2 separate regions of the Homo sapiens genome follow, and region 2 is linked to region 1. Evidence: chromatin loops called from intact Hi-C (ENCODE). Cell type or tissue: ascending aorta. All regions are shown on one strand. Each heading gives the region's core, and the rest is flanking DNA. Links, peaks and the distances in the headings are about the cores only. Region 1 overlaps EVA1C (eva-1 homolog C). Region 2 overlaps CFAP298-TCP10L (CFAP298-TCP10L readthrough).

What was found. Hi-C counts contacts between places; a loop is a spot of excess contacts. Peaks named below come from ENCODE experiments on the same cell type or tissue, not always from the same donor. Only the 100,000 strongest peaks of a DNase experiment are listed, where the experiment ranks them.
Region 2: it touches region 1 in a loop (5-fold over the local background); 10 of 110 quality-filtered maps call a loop at or near these places.

The regions. Positions count from the first base shown.
Region 1 is chr21:32,488,897-32,499,626 of GRCh38, forward strand. EVA1C (eva-1 homolog C) reads left to right here. Exons shown (of 8, transcript NM_058187.5): 5 at 6,131-6,274. It also overlaps the pseudogene EXOSC3P1. Among named protein-coding and RNA genes, the nearest start is that of EVA1C, 82 kb to the left of the region's middle. RefSeq lists enhancers at 2,036-2,545, 4,406-4,995, 5,850-7,049 and a silencer at 8,986-9,154. In ascending aorta, for the core only: no CTCF peak of the experiment used is centred there; DNase peaks (open chromatin) are centred at 3,025, 6,295 and 7,845; H3K27ac peaks cover 5,499 bases.
Region 2 is chr21:32,558,057-32,568,786 of GRCh38, forward strand. It overlaps CFAP298-TCP10L (CFAP298-TCP10L readthrough), which reads right to left. Exons shown (of 12, transcript NR_146639.2): 11 at 9,885-10,023; 12 at 5,436-9,042. It also overlaps the pseudogene RNA5SP490. Among named protein-coding and RNA genes, the nearest start is that of TCP10L, 22 kb to the right of the region's middle. RefSeq lists enhancers at 3,273-4,064, 4,065-4,856. In ascending aorta, for the core only: a CTCF peak has its summit at 4,498; a DNase peak (open chromatin) is centred at 4,515; H3K27ac peaks cover 4,748 bases.

The sequences.
Region 1 (10,730 bases), core at 1,306-9,305:
TTATGTCTTTCTTGGAGAAATGTCTATCCAGGTCCTTTGCCCACTTTTTAACTGAGTTATTTGCTTTTTTCAGTTGAGTTGTATAAGTTCCTTATATATTTGAATATTAACCCCTTATCAGATATAAGCTTTGAGAATATTTTCTCGCAATCTGTAGGCTGCTTTTTCATTGTGTTGATTGTTTCCTTTATTGTGCAGAAGCTTTTTAGCTTGATGTGGTCCCACGTGTTTATTTTTGCATTTGGTGTCCTAGCTAATAAATCATTGCCAAGACCAAGGTCAAGGAGTTTTCCCCCTGGGATTTCTTCTAGGAGTTTTATGGTTTCCGGTCTTATATTTGGTCTTTAATCCATTTTGTGTTGATTTTTGCATATGGTGGAAGATAGGGATCAATTTCATTCTTTTTCATGTGGATATTTAATTTTTCCAAAACCCCAACACCATTTATTGAAAAGACTATCCTTTCCCCTTAATGTCTTCTTGGCCCCCTTGTTGAAAAGTTAGTTGATGGTATATCCTTGGGTTTATTTCTAGGCTTTCTATTCTGTTCCATTAGTCTATGTGTCTGCCTCTATGCCAGTATCATACTGTTTTGATTACTATAGCTTTGTAGTAGATTTTGTGAGTAAGTAGTGTGATGCTTCCAGTTTTGTTATTTTTGCTCAAGATTGCTTTGGCTGTTCATGGTCTTTTGCAGTTCCATATGAATTTCAGCATTGTTTTTTCTATTTCTGTGGAAAATGTCGTTGGAATTTTATAGGGATTGCATTGAGCCTGTAGATCACTTTGGGCAGTATGAACACTGTAACCATATAAATTCTTCCAGTCCATAAGCATGGGATACCTTTTCATTTATCTGTGTCTTGCTCAATTTCTTTCATCAATGTGTGTGTAGATTTCTGTGTGCAGATCTTTCACCTCTTTGGTTAAATTTATTCCTAGGTAATTTTTTATGCCATTGTAAATGGGATCTCGGCTCACCGCAACCTCTGCCTCCTGGGTTCAAGTGATTCTTCTGCCTCAGCCTCCTGAGTAACTGGGATTACAGGCGTGTGCCACCGCGCCTGGCTAATTTTTGTATTTTTTTAGTAGAGATGGGGTTTCACCACATTGGCCAGGCTGGTCTTGAACTCCTGACCTCAGGCGATTCACCTGCCTTGGCCTTCCAAAGTGCTGGGATTACAGACATGAGCCACCATGCCCGGCCTACCACCTTGACCATTTCTAAGTGTACAGTTTGGTCGTGTTAAGTATATTCATATTGTTGTGCAACCAATCTCCAGAATTTTTTCATCTTGACAATCGCAACTCAAAACCCATAAAACAACTCCCCATTGCTCCCTCCCTTAGCTCCTGGCACCCACCATTCCACTTTCTGTCTCTGTGGATTTCACTACTCTAGGTCCATCATATAAGTGGAATCACACAGTATTTGTCTTTTTGTGACTGGCTTACTTCACTTAGCATAATGTCTTCAAGGTTCATCCAAGTTGTAGTATGTGTCAGTTCTTAGGAGTCGGACTTGGTCAGATGGGTGGTGGGGGATCTTAAGCAGGCAGGGAGTGATGAGATTAGAAAGACCACAGTGGAGGGCAAAGGGGAGAGAACCATTTGAAGGGGAGAAAATGGAAGGAAGGAGTCCAGTGAGTCCTTTTTAAGGCTGAATGATACTCCATCCTATGTATATACCACATTTTATTTATCCATTCATCCATCAAAGGACACTTGAGTTGCTTCCACCTCTTGGCTGTTGTGAATATGCCACTATGAACATGGATGTGAAGCCATGGTGTTTTTTTCCCTTGCTTCTGGTTCCATTTTAGTCTCCTTCTTGAATCTCACAGCTGTGGGTTCTCATGCACTCATGTACCTCACTGCTAGTGAATCCTTCTCCTTTCCTCCTGGATAATCCACTTCAAGACTTTCTTCCCGTGAGCAGCTAGCTCCAATGCCTGCTAGCAAAGGCACCAGGAGTAGGCTCCAAGAGCCAAGGAGGAGCTTCAGAAGGGATGGAGGTTATAACCTTCCCTTTGTTCATTCGTCCCATAATTCTTTGAGCATTTACTGAGCATCAGGACCAGCATAAGTGCTGGGAGCAGGAGCTCCCTGTCTAGTCTGGATAGCGACAAATGAGCAAATAAGTAGAGCCATGAGGTGAGAGCAATACACAGAACAGGAGAGGCAGAGAGAAGGAAACCACTGACTGCCGCCTGGGAGATGGTACAACTGAGAAGACAGGGGAGAAGGAAGTATTTCCTAGCAGGCAGAGGAGCATGTGCAAAGATAAAGAGATGTCAAGAGTCACAGCCTGGCTTTCTGGGGCTGCAGTGAGACCTGCAGGCTGCGACACAGGCTGGGGTGGGAGAATAACGGCTGTGAAGGAGCTAGGAAGGTAGAAAAGGCAAGTCATATGGGGCCTTGTGCACAGTTCTGAGGAGTCGGACTTGGTCAGATGGGGGGTTGGGGATCTTAAGCAGGCAGGAAGTGATGAGATTAGAAGGGGCACAGTGGGCCGGGCACGGTGGCTCACGCCTGTAATCCCAGCACTTTGGGCGGCCGAGGCGGGTGGATCACCGGGGGTCAGGAGTTCGAGACCAGCCTGGCCAACATGGTGAAACCCCGTCTCTACTAAAAATACAAAAATTAGCCGGGCATGGTGGCAGGCGCCTGTAAGCTACTTGGTCGGCTGGGGCAAGAGAATTGGTTGAACCTGGGAGGCAGAGATTGCAGTGAGCCAAGACTGCACCACTGCACTCCAGACTGGGTGACAGAGCGAGACTCTGTCAAAAAAAAAAAAAAAAAAAAAAAAAGCACAGTGGAGGGCAAAGAGAGAACCATTTGAAGGGAAGAAAATGGAGGGAGGGAGTCCAGTTACTAGACTTGCTGCAAAACTGACAGGGCTGGAACTGAGGCTATGGCAGGAGAGTAGGAGGAGATGATAGGTGCAGACGTGTGGAGTCAAAGGTGGCTGGAAAGAGTAAAGACAATCATTGCACATGGCGGAGTGCCGGAGTGGCCAGCGCTGAAGGCAGAGATCCTGGCCTCGGCTCTCAGTGGTTTGGTAGTGGCAGGGATGGACTTGGGACTGAATGGAGTGTGCAGAAAGGAGAAGAGAGCCCAGACCCAGTGCATTTTGCAGGGCCCTGTGCAAAATGAAAATGCAAAGCCCCTTGTTCAAAAATATATCAGAATTTCCACCAGGCACAGGAATGAGCTTACTCTGGGTGGGCAGGCCTGCAGAGGGCACCAGGATAGAGGAATCAGAGACCACCAGGGTGATGAGCACCAGGGAGCTGAGGTCAGTGAGAAATCCCTCAATAGGGGCATTTAGGCACCGGAAGTTCCAGAGATAGGGAAGGATTAGGATCACCCCTCATCTCTTGGATGGGATGGTGATAAGTCCATGTGATCTCCTCAAAGGGATCAGTTTCGGGGTGTGTGTGGGACAGGGGCATATTGAGGAGGGGAGGATACAGGATGGGAGGAGAGATGCAGGGGAGGCATAGAGATCCTTTCTAGAAGGCTGACTGAAGGAAAAGCATAAGTCTGGAGAGAGGTCCTGGGAACTGGGGAGAGCAGTTTTTGTTGTTAGAGGGTAGAGGAGTTTGTCATCTATAAGACGTGAGCAGACATGCACAGGACTTTGTGTGGCTGGGGTCCCTGCCCCTGTGCCTTCATACTCTCCCTGACCTATGCTTCTTCACAGCACCAGCCCTTGGCCTCTCTGGGCATGAACCCCCCACAGGCATCTCCAGATTTGAGCCTTTTCTTCAAAATCTCGGCCCACCTCAAATGCAGGACAGTTTTCTTTTGTTTTTTTTTTTAATGACTTTATGATCGTGTCCTTCAAACTGCCTACTCCTAACAACTTCCCTCATCTCTCAGTAGCACCACTGTTTCCCCAGCCCTGCAGCTTAAGATCTGAAACCATCCTTGGTCGGTCCCTCACCCACCCTTTCATGGAGACTGGGGTAGTGGGGCTCAGAGATCAACCTGCAGGCCCCGCTCTTCTCTAGCTGTGTGAGGTTACTGAACCTCTCTGTGTCTGCTGTCTCAGCCACAAAATTGATGTGTGTGTGTGTGTGCATGCACAAGTGTGTGTATTACAAACAGCCTATCTCATAAATAATTATCTGTATTTATTGGGCTCCTACAGTGGGCCAGGTGTGGGAACTAGATGATGACCAAAACAAACATAGTTTCTCACTATACAAGTGCTGAGAGCAGTGGCTGACATCATGCTACCTGTTATATTATAAGTGAATGGAACTTTGCAAAGTCTCTAAAATTCTCTCCTCTTCCATTCCTTGCTCTTTAAGCCTGTAACTCCCCTCAATGTACATTCTTAAAATTGCTTCCAAACTGCTCTCCTTGCCTTTGGTTCCCGTTTCTCTCCCAGGGAATCCTCTACACTGTCCCCTAAAGACAATAGTGTCAGGCATTTCTTTAGGCTTCCTGTTGCTTGCAGAGTAAAGTCTGAATTCTTTAGCTAAGCCTTTGAAAGTGTCTCTGTCTTGTTCCAGTTCACATTTCCTACTCATTCGCTGTGGTCGCCCCGCCTACTCCCGCCTTTCCAGCCTGTGGCCAGCCCCTGCAGGGGCTCCTAGCCCACTGCCTTAGTGTTCATGCTTTCTCTCTTGCCTGCCTCTACCCAATTTCTGCTCTTTCTTTCATGATCCAGCCCCTCTGCTCCCACGCACAGCGATCTCTCCCGCCTCTGACCTAGCACCTCTTGTCTGCACCACGTCCTGCTGACAGTGATTCACTGTTTCCACTATCAGACACCAGCTCTCACATGTGTGTTTTGACTCTCTAGCTCTATTGCAAATCCTGTGAAAGGATGCTTTCATCTGGGTAAAAAGCAAGGTAGGCTTTTTATTTATTTATTTATTTATTTATTTATTTATTTATTTATTTATTTGAGACGCAGTCTTGCTTGGTCGCCCAGGCTGGAGTGCAGTGGCACAATCTCGGCTCACTGTAACCTCTGCCTCCCAGGTTGAAGCAATTCTTGTGCCTCAGCCTCCCGAGTAGCTGGGACTACAGGCACATGCCACCACACCCGGCTAATTTTTGTATTTTTAGTAGAGATGGGGTTTTGCCATGTTGGCCAGGTTGGTCTCGAATTCCTGACCTCAGGTGATCTGCCTGCCTCCGCCTCCCAAAGTGCTAGGATTACAGGCGTGAGCCACTGTGCCTGGTCCTCTTTTTACTGTTTTTTTCTGATGGTACTTAGCACAGTGCCTCATCCACCATAGGTGTTCAACTGATATTTACTGATTTTAATGATGTTGTGCCAGGGCACCGAAAAACAAATCTTCATGTCAATTAGTTTATTTCATTCATTCATTCATCAGATATTTACTTGCCTTCTACAGTGGGCGAGGTGTGAGAATTAGATGATGAACAAAACAGAAATAGTCTCTCCTGGAGCTTATGTTCATGTAGAGGAGATTGATTCTCAAAATAAACAAACAAATAATATATTTCAAAGCATGGTAAAGGTCGTAAAAGAACCAAGAATCTTCATTCAATGTTCTTCATATTTTAACCAGTGCAAAATGAAAATGCAAAGCCCCTTGTTCAAAAATATATCAGAATTTTGACCGGGTGCGGTGGCTCACACCTGTAATCCCAGCACTTTGGGAGGCCGAAGCAGGCAAATCACTGGAGGTCAGGAGTTTGAGACCAGCCTTGCCAACATGGTGAAACCCCATCTCTACTAAAAATACAAAAATTAGCTGGGCATAGTGGCATGCGCCTGTAGTCCCAGCTACTGGGGAGGCTGAGGCAGGAGAATTGCTTGAAGCAGGGAGGCAGAGGTTGCAGTGACTGAGATCGTGCCATTGCACTCCAGCCTGGGCGACAGAACAAGAATCAGTTTCAAAAAAAAAAAAAAATTCAAGATGGCGCCAGCAGAGCATTAAAACCAGCTCTGGGACTTCTAGGACAGGATCATGATGCTGGCTCTGCCCATCTTGGGTGCTTTAATGAGACAGAAAATAAGCAGAGAAACTCTCCATTTGATTTGAATCCAGCTCAGCATATTTATTTACAGAGAATGCTGTAGGCTATGTGGTGGCCCTGTGTGGGATGCAACCTGAAGTTCTGGGTGTTTCCTGCCTTTCAGATTGCTTGTCTTACTCAGCTTTGCAAGTCCTATCCCGAAGGTGCTATGGGAAGCAGAGATGCAAAATCATCGTCAACAATCACCATTTTGGAAGCCCCTGTTTGCCAGGCGTGAAAAAATACCTCACTGTGACCTACGCATGTGGTAAGAACACACCCCCGACCAGCTGCCTGATGACACTGCCTCTTTTGGGGGAGGGTGGTGACCATGTGAACGGCAGGAGTTTGCCCAGAACAAGCCAAACACTGCTCCTCCTGAAGCTGTTTGGTCATCCCAGATACCCGAGAGCCCTTTTTTTCTTTCTTATTCTTGTTTATGATATTCATGTCAGATAAGCAATAGAATTTTCTTTGGTCAAAATTTGTGTAAAAGCACCTTTAGCAATCAGATTGGCAGCCAATGGGGAGGGTGGAGAAGGAACAACCAAATAGGGGTAAACTGATGTCACTGAGACCAGTGATTTTCATCTGGGAAAATTTATTGGGATGTCATGCGAGTTCACAGTCGAATTATGTGTCTCCTATTTAACCTTCCAGTTCTGCTTTTAGGCCCTAAATGACTAACTCTCTGTACTGCCAACAGCTATTTTATCTACATGCCCACAGTGTTGAGTCAACAGATCAAATGCTTACCCTAAAACAATAAAAATTGTTACACGACAGCATTACTTTGTTTTCCTGATGTCTTTAAATGATAAAATGAAATGCCTTCTTCGTTTAGATTCTAATTTCATAAAGCCACGTAAAAGCAAATCAGCAGTTTATTATTTTCTGAGGATACTGTGGATTTCCAGTGTGTAATCCTAATGTGTTGACTGCCTTCTTTTTGTTGGAAATGAGCATAAAAGCAAATGGAAAGCAAAGAGCATTATAATTGAAGAACCTGATACCTATTCTCTTGGAAATCGCTTTTTCCCCTGCCAAACATTCCTAGCCATTTTATGTCTGCAACAGCTTTTTTGAGATATAATCCACAGAGCATACAATTCACCTGTTACAGCATACAAATCAGTGGTTTTTAGTATATGCACAGAATTGTGCTACCATCACCACAATCAGTTTAAGAACATTCGCATCCCCCCAAAAGAAACCCTGTATCCCTTAGCAGTCAGCCCACCAAATCCACCCATTCATTACACCTGCCCCATCCCCAGGCAACCACCCATCTACTTTCTGTCTTTATGGATTTGCCTCTTCTAGACATTTCCTAGAAATGGAATCATACAATGTGTGGTGCTTTGTGTCTGGCTTCCTTACTTAGCATCTGTTTTCAAGGTTCGTACATGTTGTAGCATGTCTCAGTACTTTATTTCTTTTTGTGGCATCATAATATTCCATTGCATCCTTAGAATTTTATATCCTGAACTAAAAATGTTGTTCTCTGCAATATCAATGCTGCAATAGATATGATGAAGTGACTACATAAATGTATTACCAAAATAATGGCACCCACTCTTACATCACAGGAGGGATGGCTTTACCTGCTCTGTCTTTATTCCTGCTGTCATGTCTAAGCAACTCTAAGTAGCATGGGGCCCATTTTGGCTGAGGTTCCCCCAGAGGCCAAAAAGGTCACTTTGAGTACATCCTTGGATAGCTCCTCTGGTAGAATGGAGGACGGTAGACTGGACACGGGTCACACTGAGGTTCCAGTAACTTCAGGCCTCTTCATCAGAGTGTTGAATAAGAAGCAGAACTTTAGCCTCCAAATAAGGTGTAGTTTTGGCCGGGGACCGGGAAAGCTGAGACACTGCTGGGCTGGGGCCGCCATAGCCCTGGGAACGGAGTATATTCTAGTGAAAGGAGACCAGGTGACTGGCATAGTGACAGCTAAATCTGGAGATATATTCAGAGTTGATGTTGGAGGGAGTGAGCCAGTTTCTTTGTCTTACTTGGCATTTGAAGGTGCAACTAAAAGAAACAGACCAAATGTGCAGGTTGGAGATCTCATCTATGGCCAATTTGTGGTTGCTAATAAAGACATGGAACCAGAGATGGTCTGTATTGACAGCTATGGATGAGCCAATGGAAGGAATGTCATTGGACAGGATGGTCTGCTTTTTAAAGTGACTGGGCTTCATTAGAAAGCTGTTAGCTCCAGATCATGAAATCAAACAGGAAGTGGGAAAACTCTATCCACTGAAGATAGTATTTGGAATGAATGGAAGAGTATGGGTTAAGGGAAAAACCGTCCAGCAGACTTTAATTTTGGCAAATGTTTTAGAAGCTTGTGAACACATGACATTAGATCAAAGAAAACAAATCTCCAGATTGGCAGAAAGTTGATATAGGTGGACTTTTTTAATGGGTCCGTTGAGCCAAGAAACCATGGGTTTCCTGGGGAAAACTTTTTTCAGGTGAACTTCTCCCCATTTAGTTATTCAGAAGACAAGGTATGAAGGTACATATTATCTTATTGGAGTCCTAATTAAAATATTTTTATAAGTAAATTACTGATTTTCACCCATGCTCTTGTGGGAGAGAAAATCATTACAGAATCATGATGTATTTTTTTATTCTGTACAATAACATTTACTAAAACATTTTTTTTAAAGGTGCAGTTTCTAGTGTGCTTTCAAGGATGAGGCAAGAACAGTTCCTACAGCTGAGGCTCTTCTTAGCTAATTGTATTAGTCCATTTTCACACTGCTGATAAAGACATACCCGAGACTAGGCAATTTACAAAAAAGGGGGTTTAATTGGACTTACAGTTCCACATGGCTAGGAGGTCTCACAGTCATGGCGGAAGGCAAGGAGGAACAAGTCCCATCTTATGCGGATGGCGGCAGGCAAAAAGAGAGTTGTGCAGAGAAATTCTCATTTTTTAAACCATCAGATCTCGTGAGTCCCTTTCACTATCAAGACAACAGCCCGGGAAAGACCCGCCCCTAAGATTCAATCATCTCCCACAGGGTCCTCCCACCAGGTCCCTCCCACAACACGTGGGAATTATGAGATTTGGGTGGGGACACAGAGCCAAACCACATCACTAATGCTGAGATGAAGGTGAGCTTTCAGGGCCTGGGGGTCACATGTCCCAGTTCAAGCTTTTCTTCCTTCTGTCACTCATTCAGCACATTGCTCTTTGTGTCAGGAGCTGTGCTGGGTGCCAGGGATTTTGTAATAAACAAAGAGACACGGCCAGGTGCGGTGGCTCACGCCTGTAATCCCAGCACTTTGGGAGGCCGAGGCGGGCGCATCATCTGAGGTCAAGAGTTCGAGACCAGCCTGGAAAACATGGTGAAACCCCATCTCTACTAAAAATACAAAATTATCTGGGCATGATGGCGCATGCCTGTAATCCCAGCTACTTGGGAGGCTGTGACAAGGAGAATCACTTGAACCTGGGAGGCGGAGTTGGCAGTGAGCTGAGATCTCGTCACTGCTTGGGTGACAAGGGTGAAACTCTGTCTCAAAAAAAAAAAAAAAAAAGAGACATGGTCCTGTTTTCATGGGGTGAGCAGTTGAGGGAGAAAGGCAAGCATTAACCAAATAGCCAGACACATCATCATGACCTGTTGTGACAAATGCTATTTTAGAAAAGGGCAGAAGACTGTAACAGTGGAGGGGGCCTAATTTAGCTTGGGGGTGGTGGTTTAATTCTTCCAAAGAGAACCATACTGTAGGGTGAACACTAGGGTATGCACACTAGCTGCACACTAGCTGCACACTAGGGGCCGAGACGCTGAGGTTGCTGAGTGGGAGAGGAAAGGTGTTGATGAGGAGGAAGATGGCCCTGGTTTAAACTGCTGAGAACAGGGTCCTGCACACAGTAGGAGCTCCATGAAGAGTGGTCCCTAGTGTTTTCACCAACATATCTGAAGTGGAGCAGGACGGTGATCAATCACACCCCAGTCCCCGACCTCATTCGGAACTAGTTTGAATCAAGGAGATGCAAAAATCTGACAAGTGTGTTGACAACGGTGATTTTAAAGGTCCTAAAAGATTCTCCAGATATCAGAGCCATTTTCACATAGTAGAAGGGCACATTCCCTGCAGTGGCCTGTGTCATACACAGCCAATTTAACCTTTTCACTGCCTGGTTATTCTGCAAAGTGCATCCTAGAATGCCCTTCCCCTCTGAGCTCCTCTACAAAATTCTGATTCTTTCTCAAACTGTAAAGCCTCTGGCATTTGCCAAGAGCCAAGGCCCTCCTGAAGCCATAGTTTGAGAACAAGCCAAGAGGCAGACATGAGAAAGAAGTACCACTCCTGGCAGGGAGAGCTGACACTTCCTAGGATTCTGCATCCTTCTCAGGGCCCAGAAATGAATGCGAGGTAATTAAAGCAGAAAGCAATTTGCAGCAGCTGAGCTCAGCTCTCCGGAGCTGCCAGGGTCCCAGGATCAGTGGTGTGCCCCAAGGACAGCCAAGGGACATTCCTCAAGGCCCTGGAAATCATCAGCCACATCCAGCAACTTCACCGGGCTTCCCTGGAAAGTCTCCCTTGCTGCTGATGGGCATGAAGGCGCCAGGGCCTCCTGTACGTGGAAAACTCACAATCTAGGAATGTCCGGTGGTTGTTGATCCTGGGACATCCCCAGAAGAATTTAGTTAAGCCCTCTGAGAGAGGAAACAAGGTTTTCTTGCTGCTGAAGATGC
Region 2 (10,730 bases), core at 914-8,913, 69 kb after region 1:
ATGGCAGAGCAATACAGAAAGACACACAAAGCACACCAGATTCACTATAGCTTAGGACTAGCCTCACAAATCCTTTTTTTCCATTAATCTAAACTTTTACGGAGGAGATAAACAATGATTTTTACCGTTCATTCAACCAGTTTGCACACACAGAGAGAGAGAGACAGAAACAGACAGAGAGAGGGAGAGGAAGCATTGCTTGAGGCAGGGTGGGGAAGGCCAGGTGCTCAGGGAGACCACAGAAAGACCCACCCATTGCAGTGACACTGAAAAGTTCAGGCAGCTGCTTGTCAGTAGAAAAGGGATATTTTCCAGTGGTATCATCAGCTCTCGAGTTTCCCCTTTTAGGGAGGAAAAAGCTCCCCATGTCCCACAATCCTATATGTGCCTAATCCTGTCACCCACAGCCCTCAGCAAAGAGTTCAAGGCAGATTAATCCAAAGAGAATAGCAGTTAACGTCTCATAATACCAAACCCATTCTTAGCCAAAAAGGACTTTACTGAAAGGGGCTTCTAACCCCTTAAATCTTAAAAGGGACCCTAACCCTCCTAAGTTGGGCCTTTAACCCAAGGTAGGTCAGGTGTCCTTGCCTTTTATCAAGAGCGGCCTCTGACCCACTCTGTCTTAGGAGAGACTCTGACTCCCCTAAGTTGGGCCTCTAACCCAATTCCATCCTTTACCTGGGTACCCCACCACTTACCCAAAGTTGGCCTATCAGTGCTGCACTCTATTTCCTTTGGGTCGGGGGGTTTCTTCAGTATCGTCCCCTCAGGGTTCACTAGAAAAATGTTACTGGCCCCCACCACTTACCAAAAGTTAGCCTTTGGGTGGGGGTTTTCTGCACTGCAGTCCCTTCAGTGGTCACCAGAAAGATGCTACAGGAAAGGAGTCCCAATCCAGACCCCAAAAGAGGGTTCTTGGATCTCATGCTAGAAAGAATTCAGGGCGAGTCTTTGGAGTACAGGGAAAGCAAGTTTATTAGGAGAGTAAAGGAATAAAGAATGGCTACGCCACAGACAGAGTAGTCCCGAGGCTGTTGGTTGCCCATTTTTATGGTTGTTAATGATGATATGCTAACAAGAGGTAGATTATTCTTGCCTCCCCTTTTTAGACCATATAGGGTAACTTCCTGACGTTGCCATGGCATTTGTAAACTGTCATGGCGCTTGTGGGAGTATAGCAGTGAGGACGACCAGAAGTCACTCTCATCACCATCTTGGTTTTCATGGCTCTCAGCCAGCTTCTTTACTGCAACCTGTTTTATCAGCAAGGTCTTTAAGACCTGTATCTTCTGCCAACCTCCTCTTTCATCCTGTGACTGAGAATGCCTTAACTTGCTGGGAATGCAGCCCAGTAGGTCTTAGCCTCATTTTACCAAGCCCTTATTCAAGATGGAGTTGCTCAGGTTCAAACACCTCTGACAGTAGTTTTTAACTCTTAGTAACCTTCATTTCTAGTGAAAACTCTAGAAAGTAATTTTGAATTGTTTCGTATCAGTTATTTGTAGATAAAAACCATTTTATAATTTTTTAGAAATATAGTTCTTCAAATTATTTTTTATTATCAGATCTAAATATATTTACTTTTCTATACTATATAGAAATAATATGTCAAGGTATATGGACTTAAATCATGTTTAATAATGAATATTCCAGTATTTTAGCTTGAACATGACTCATTTTCTGATTTTTTGTATTACTTAATTTAACATAACATGACTCTTGGATTTTAAATTACAGAAAATAATTTTGAGTCGGGCGCAGTGGCTCACACCTGTAATCCCAGCACTTTGGGAGGCTGAGGCGGGGGGATCACGAGGTCAAGAGATCGAGACCATCCTGGCTAACATGGTGAAACCTCGTCTCTACTAAAAATACAGAAAGAAATTAGCCGGGCGTGGTGGTGGGCGCCTGTAGTCCCAGCTACTCAGGAGGCTGAGGCAGGAGAATGGCATGAACCCAGGAGGCAGAGCTTGCAGTGAGCCGAGATCGCACCACTGCACTCCAGCCTGGGCAACAGAGCGAGACTCCATCTCAAAAAAAAAAAAAAAATTTTGAGGCTATGACATAGGCAGCCTCCCTAATGTCTCCTCCCAGCCATTCTAGGTCCCAAGAAGCCATGTGCCACCCATGAGGACTATGAAGATCAGGGCCTCTCTGAGTCCATCAGAACAGAAGCCAGAGCTGTGAAGGCTATACTTGGAGAATCCAACCCCTCCCACAATAGCCAGGAGTCAAAACAGGGAAAGCAGAGGAAGAAGGGGCCATATTGGGCTTGTAGCTGGTGGTCTAGGCACCAAGAATGCGTCTCCAGATGTCATCTTGGCCACCTATCCAGACCCCTGAATCCAGAGACTCTAAACCAAAGACATAAGCTCACAATCAAATCAAGCGAGTATCTAATTATATTTAACTGATAGTTTTGAAGCCATTTTTATTTTATGAACGAATTAAAAACTAGCTTTATTTACCAGATACCACATACACATAACATATATAGACATACAAACGAACAGAAGCGGATCCTATAGCTTTTGCCAGTTTTTAAATACTTTTTCTTTTCTCCATTTGGTGTATCAATCTTTCTATTACCTGTTTCATTTCCCTAAGCAATTGTTAACTAGGCAACAAATTTGCATTTCTAAAGAGAGAACTTGCCACAATTCCCAGTTGCTATGAGAGGGAAATTGACACAATCCCTTAGGTGAAACAAAAAAACCATGTATATTTCATAAGCACAGAGCTAAGATTCTCGGCCTAAGTATTGATTCATCATTTGCTCAAACCCAGGGAAAAAAAAAAACTGCTCAAGTAAAAGTTCACTTAAGATAGACAGAAAAGCACCTTAAACAAAGGCATTACTGATTATTTAAATTTAAAAAAAGGTTAGAGTTTCTATTGTACATTGGCAGACATCCCTACAAATTGAGATTTCCTTTATAGATGTAAATTTCCTTTACAAAAGAGTTTCAAGGTAGCCAATTAAATTCCAGAAAGGTGCATTTTATTTCAATAGGGTGTCCTTTTTAATGTAACCACTGTTTCTTAGTTAAAATTACTGAGTTCAGGGTGGAACCCATTAGGGAACAGAGTCAAAAAAGCATCCTCTATGGCTGGCCTCCCGCATGGATAGGTCGGAACAAGAAGCAAGCCTATTTTACCTGACGGCCTAACTTTTATAAATACCTTATCTAGGATAGCTTTCTTTCCACCTTTAGGGTGGAATAGTAACTAAGCAAAGATTAGCAGATTTAATTTTTCTTATCAATTAGTTTCTTAAGCTTTTTATTTGCCTTTCATAAAATCTTTAAATAAAAAGATTGAAATCTTTTTAGAAGCTTCTGCATATCAATAGGCATCCCTAGATGAGACTAATTCAGGAGGCCTCATTTTCAAATGCATTTCTTCAGTGCAGTGTTGTTTATTTGGAACCTTCCATGGTAAATTATCTTTAGTAAGATTTCACCATTTCTGTAAGACTTTGCTGCTTCTGAGGCCTCATACTTATGCATCGTGAAAGGAAAATAAATCTTGGGGCCCCAAAATCACTAAGCTAAAGGGAAGAGTCAAGCTGGGAACTGCTTAGGGCAAACCTGCCTCCCATTCTAATTCAAAGTCACTCCTAAGCTCACTGAGATGAATGCATATCTGATTGCCTCCTTTGGAGAGGTTCATCAGAAACTCAAAAGAATGCAACCATTTGTTTCTTATCTACCTATGACCTGGAAGCCCCCTCCTGGCTTTCCAGACCTAACCAATATTCATCTTACAAATGTTGATTGATGTCTCATGTCTCCCTAAAATGTATAAAACCAAACTGTGCTCTGACCACCTTGGGCACTTGTCATCAGGACCTCCTGAGGCTGTCACAGGTGCGCATCCTCAACCTTGGCAAAATAAACTTTCTATATTAATGGAGGCCTGTCTCAAATATTTGGGGTTCACAGCATGTATAAGCCAGAAGGTACTCAGTTCTTCCAAAACTAAAGGTTCCATCTTTACCTGAAATATTGGCTTTGGAGATCAGGTTCCCTTAATCAACTTGGCTAATCATTTTTTTCCCTATCTAAGCCTGCAATAAAAATGAAACAAAGAGGAGAATAGAAAAATCCCCATGAATTTCCAAAAGCCAAATTTTACACCCCCTGCAATATTGCCATTTACTACTGGTTTCTTTCTGTCCCAGTCAGACATAAGAGGCCTATAACTGGATCCAAGCCAGCTAATTATCAGATCCAATCCGACCCCTTAGATAGGAATTTGAGCAAGATAAAAAATATCAGAGCTTAGTCCTCAGTGGGTCCAGTGGGTACCTTGCTTAGTCACTCAGCACTCATGGGGGTCATCAGAGGATCTACTTTGGATCTCACTTCTGATGCCACCTATTAAATGAAAAAACTTTGGCTGAATTAAATTTAAGAGTTTAATTTAGCAAAGAACAATTTGTGAATCAGACAGCCTCCTGAGCCAGAGTAGGCTCAGAGACTCTAGCGCAGCCACGTGGTAGAAGACTTACAGGCAGAAAAAGGAAAGTGACGTGCAGAAAACAGATGTGAGGTACAGAAACAACCAAATTGGTTGCAGCTCGGCAGGCATTTGCCTTATTTGAACATAGTTTGAACAGTTAGCCCTTGATTGGCCAAAACTTGGTGATTGGCACAAAAGTAGGCTTCAGTCTGTTTACATCTTCATTTAGGTTAAAGTTCACTATGTACAGAGAAGCCTTTAGGCTGAACTTAAAATACGTTAAAAGGCAGCTTTAGTCTAAACTTGATTTAACAATATAAAGAATTGAGGCAAAGAGAATTTCATAACTTGCTCAAGATCACAGAGAAATGAGAAACTTAGAATAACTCTCAAGTACTCGGACTCCAGACTGGATGCTGTTAACCTCCCCTAGACTCTCATGTCTATATTGCTTTTGGCCTATAACTTTTTCATGTGTGTGCATGAAATTGTGAACTTCTTTTCAGTGATAGTCTTGTGTTCTTATTTTATTACACTTTTTAGTTCTTCTTGAATATGGCTGCACCACTCTGAACACGCCTGATCTTGTCTGATCTCATGAAGCTAAGCAGGGTCAGGCCTGGTTAGTATTTGGATGGGAGGAATAGATCTTGAATTTTATAAATAGCACTCAGACATCTATTTTTATGCTTATTTTTAAATGTCTTGATAAAATGTTTGACTACTATTACATTCTTGGGAAAAATCTCCCTTTTTTGTGTTACACTTTTAATAATCACTAGATTTTGTTTGCTAAAATGTTATTTAGAATTTTTCATGTATTTTTCACTGGACTGTGATTTTTCTTTTTATATAACATCTTTTTTAAGGGTCTTTGTTAATATTACACTCAAGTTTTCTTGTTTTCTTTGCCCTGAATTCAAGCAGTTAAAAATCCATGGGAAATAGTTTTCCTTGACATTTTCTTTTTTTTTTTTTTTTTTGAGACAGAGTCTCGCTCTGTCACCCAGGCTGGAGTGCAGTGGCGTGATCTCGCCTCACTGCAACCTCTGCCTCCTGGGTTCATGCCATTATCCTGCCTCAGTCTCCTGAGTAGCTGGGACTACAGGTGCCCGCCACCACGCCTGGCTAATTTTTTATTTTTTGTATTTTTAGTAGAGACAGGGTTTCACTATGTTAGCCAGGATGGTCTCGATCTCCTGACCTCGTGATCTGCCTGCCTTGGCCTCCCAAAGTGCTGGGATTACAGGTGTGAGCCACTGCGCCCGGCCTTTTCCTTGACATTTTCAAAGAACTATGCATGTAATATTATAGTGACTGTTCACCCAGCCCCTTGCCCTAAAGCCTGGTAACATGATTAACTCATGATTCCTGGATAAATGCTATGTTCTCATTCCTCCATTTTTATCTATACGTAAGGCTCTTGGCTTTGAATTTTATTTCTATCTCTTTGTTTGGTTAAGTTCATCTTGGTAAAACATTAGCTCTCCCCGCATTTGTTCTCAGTTCTATGATGTAGAGTTGATAAACTTTCCCAGTAGGACAGACACATATTTTGCCCAATGTGTGTTCTCTGTAAATGCAGGTGAGGAAGGAGGGGTAATTAGAGGAAACAGAATTAGAATCTCTAGGGATTTGAGCCCTTAAACAATTCTACGATAAACTACAATTTATACAATATTTTCTGAGTCATGTAGTTTTGTGTTGGATTGCTTTCGGTCTGGTAGAATTCAGCTGGGAAACCAACTGGTCCAGGGCTTTTTTGGTTGGTAGGTTTTTCATTACTGATTCCATTTCAGAAGTTGATATTGGTCTATTCACGTTAACAGTCTTTTCCTGATTCAATCTTGGAAAATCGTGTGCTTACAGGAAAGTATCCATTTCCTCTAGATTTTCTAATTTGTGTGCTTAGAGTTATTCATAATAGTTTCTGAAGGTCTTTTGTATTTCTGTGGGACCAGTTATGATACTGATAAAAAAAAAAACCACCTTTTTCATTTCTGATTGTGCTTTCTTGGATCTTCTCTTTCTTTTTCTTTGTTAAACTGGCTAGTGGCCTATCGATTTTATTTTTTTGAAAAACCAAGTCTTGGTTTTATTGATCTTTTGTATGGATTTTTACATGTCAATTTCATTAAGTTCTTCTCTAATTTCAGTGGTTTTTCTTCTGCTAGTTTTGGATTTTCTCCTCCCTAGTTCCTTTCCCTTAGTTGACCTAGTTTCTTCCTTTCCAAAGATAGATTGTTAATTTGAGATTTTTTTAACTTCTTGATGAAGACATTTAGGGCTATAAACTTTCCTCTTAACACTGCCTTGGCTGCATCCAGAGATTTTGGTAAGTTGTGTCCCTATTTTCATTAATTTCAAACGATTTTTTTGATTTCTGCCTCAATTTTGATGTTGACCCAGGAGTTATGCTAGAGTAAGTTAGTTAATTTCATGTATTTGTATAGTTTGAGGCAATCTTGATATTGATTTCTACTATTATTGTACTGTGATTCAAGAATGTGCTTTGGTATGACTTCAATCATTTTGAATTTATTGAGACTTTTTATGATCAAGCATGTGGTTGATCTTAGAATACATTCTGTGTGCAGACAAGAAAAATGTATATTTTTTGGTTGTTGGGTGTAGTGTCCTGTAGCTGTCTGAGATCCAGTTGGTCAAGTGTCAAGTTTAAATCCAGAGTTTCATTGTTAACTTTCTGCCCTGATGATCTAACGCTGTCAGTAGGATGTTCAAGCCTCCCACTAGTATTTTGTGTTTGTCTAAGGTTTTTCGTTGGCCAAGAAGAACTTATTTTATGAATCTGGGTGCTCCAATGTTGGGTGCATATATATTTAGAACAGTTAGGGCTTCTTGTTGGATTGTACCCTTTATCATTATGTAATGCCTTTTATTGTCCTTCTTGATTTTTTATTTAAAGTCTGTTTTATCTGATATAAGTATAGTGACTCCTGCTCTTTTTTCCTCTCAGTTTGCATGGTAGAATTTTCTCCATTCTTTTACTTTGAGCCTGTGGGTGTTATTATATGTGACATGGATTTCTTGAAGCAAACTGACATTTGGGGCTTGTCTTTTTATCAGGCTTTCCACTCTGTGACTTTTAAGTGGGCATTAAGCCCATTTATATTCAAGGTTACTATTGATGGGAATGATTTTAATTTTGTCATTGTGTTGTTAACTGGCTGTTATGTAGACTTAATTACGCAGTTGCTTTATAGTTCTTGTGGGCTATGGTCTGAAGTGTCTTTTGTGGTAGCAGGCTCTTTCAATTCTATGTTTAGCACTCCCTCACCAGGTCCCCCTCACCGGGGACCTGAGGATCTGAGGACTCCCTCACCAGGTCCACTTCTGGGGATGTCTTGTAAGTCTGGTCTAGTTTAAATATACTCCCTCAGAATTTGCTTTTCTGAGAAGGATTTTATTTCATCTTCATTTAAGAAGCTTGGTTTGGCAGCATATGAAATTCTTGGTTAGAATTTTTTTTCTTCAAGATGCTAAAAATAGGCCCCCAATCTCTTCTGGCTTATAAGGTTTCTGCCGAAAGGTCTGCTATTAGCCTGATGGGTTCCCTTTGTAAGTTACATTCCCCATCTTTCTTGCTGCCTTTAAGATGTTTTCTTTTGTGTTCACTTCAGTGAATCTGATGACCACGTGCCTTGGGGATGGATGTCTTGTATAGTATCTGGCTAGGGTCCTCTATATTTCTTGGATTTGCAGGTCAACCTCTCTAATGAGTTTAGGGAAATTTTCATGGACTATGTCCTCAAATATACTTTCCAAGTTGCTTATTATTTTTCTTTCTCAAGAATGCCAATGAGTCATAGATTTGGTTTCTTTGCATAATTGCATATTTCTCAGAGGTTTTGTTCATTTTTCTTTATTTTTTCTCTTTATTTTTGCCTGACTGAGTTGACTTAATTAACTGTCTTCAAGCCCTGAGGTTCTTTTCTCTGCTTGGTCTATTCTGCTGTTAATAGTTCTGCTTGTAGTTTGAAATTCTCGTAGCGAATTTTTCAGTTCAAGAAGTTCAATTTTGGGTCTTTCTTAAAACGGCTTCTTAGTCTTTCAACTCTTGAATCATTTTACTGAATTGCTTTGCATCCTTGGATTGAGTTTCAACTTTCTCTTGGTCTTGATAAGCTTCCTAGCCATCCAGATTCTGAATTCTATGTCTGCCATTTCAGACATTTCAGACTGATTAACCATTGCTGGGAACCTAGTGGGCCTGTTTGGAGGTGAGGGGACACTGGCTTTCTGAATTGCCAGAGTTCTTATTCTGATTTTTTTCCCATCTGAGAAGGCTGGGTTCCTTTAACTGTGATGGTAATCTAGCATAGTCAGTTGGCTTTGTATCCGGAAGTTTTCAGAGGGCTAAGGCTCTGTAAGGGTCTTTGTGGTTGAATTCTTGCCCTTGGTTTATCAGCAGGGAGAAGTGGCAGAGTGACTTTTTTGTTGTTGTTGTAGTTTGGGCTGCGATCTGGTAGATAGTGCTTGAGAGCAATGGATGGAAGACGGGCTCTTACTTGGCAGCATGGCTCCTTTGTGTATCCTTGGATTTGCAGCTATGCTCTGTGGTACAAGGGGGAGAGAGGTGACCCCCTCACCAGGTCCACTCCTGGGGACTGGGGGAGCCATCTCTGATCGCTGGCACTTTGCCAGCAATTCCAATTATTTATTTATTTATTTATTTATTTATTTATTTATTTATTTATTTAAATTTGATGTTTCAGCCTCGGGGCTCCCTTGGACAGAGGTCCAGTAGGGAAATAGGCCACATCTTTACTGGACCTGCCCTGTGGAGGGGAGGCACATCTAGGTTCTAGGCCAACTTGTGAACCAGTGCAATTCACCCTTCTCAGTTTTCTGGGAGTGTGGGGTCCTCCCCAACTTGAGTGCAGAGCACAGATCCTGGCTAGGTAATCCTGAGCCATGGGCCAGGACCCTGGGGTGCCAGGACCTGCTTGCAGCTCCCTTCTCCAGACCCTTGGGACTGGGTCCCAGGTGCACTATAGGATCTGAAGGGCTCCCAGGCTTCCAGAATGCACTTAGGTGGCACAAAGCACCCAGGCTGGGCAGTGGAGCTATGCTGTATACAGGCTTCTGCAGGGTGGCCAGGCAGAAGACTTGGGAGGGGCTGGCAGGCAGGTGGCCTGTGAGACAGATGTGCCCCAGTCCCACAGGGAAGGTGGCCCTGCTTTCTCCCCAGTGGTTAGCTAGGGCCAGAGACTGTCAAAGGGAGATAGGCAGCCCTTGGTGGGGTTAGGCTCCGCCAAAGCTGTCCCTAGCACAAAGGTTCCTGGCGCCATGCCTGTGGCAGCTCTGTCTCTGTCTAATCTCTGAAGACATCCACCTACCAGCTCAAATGTCCGTGGCGCGTGTGAGGTCTCCAGTCTCCAAGTCCCTTCACTTACCCTTTCCTCAGACACCGCTGGAGGCCAGGAAGCAGCCTTAGCATTCAGTTACCCGCACGGAGTTTCCAGCTTCCTCCCTCTTCAGCCTCAGGGTCTGCATCTTTTCTACATCCACATTCAGCATCTTCTTTACAAAGATCTGTTGAAATTATGTTGATTTAGTCAAAATCTCGGCCTCTCTCCATGGGAGCCACACTTCCCAGCAGCATTGAGTTGGCCATCTTAAGACCCAGTTGGTGTATAATTTTTAAATATTTAATAGAAACTTTAAAATATTTGAAAAATTAATCTTACATTATCACACTGCCCATTCTGAATTGTCAGCTTCCATGAGTGTAATCATTAGCTTAACTGTCTGTACTATGTATTCTTCAAATTAAAACAAATGACATAGTTATTTGGAATAATTTTTTATAAAGGTGGACAACACGATGTTTCTGTAGCGTTATTAAATTACTAGTTATCTAGTTATCTAACTTGGACAGCACTTAGCAAGTTAGATAACTGACTTGATAGTTTGTAAAACTAATCTCATTGACATTTCTTCTAGTCCAGATATTATTTTCTCCGATAAACAACCATTGTTTATAAAATCACTGTCAAGGAAAGATTAAAATAGATTTAATGAACTAAAAGAAGTAGAAGGTTTGTTTATTAAGAGGAAGAGTTCAGAGATCTGAGCTCAATACGAGTACACATCTTAAATGAAATAAAGGGAATAATGAGAAAGAAAGAAGTCAAATGAATATCTAAACATGTTTCATCAAGGAAAATATAGGAAAAACATTTGCCTATATATTCATAAAGGCAAAATGTAAATATCTAATTAAAGTGCAGTTGTAAAGA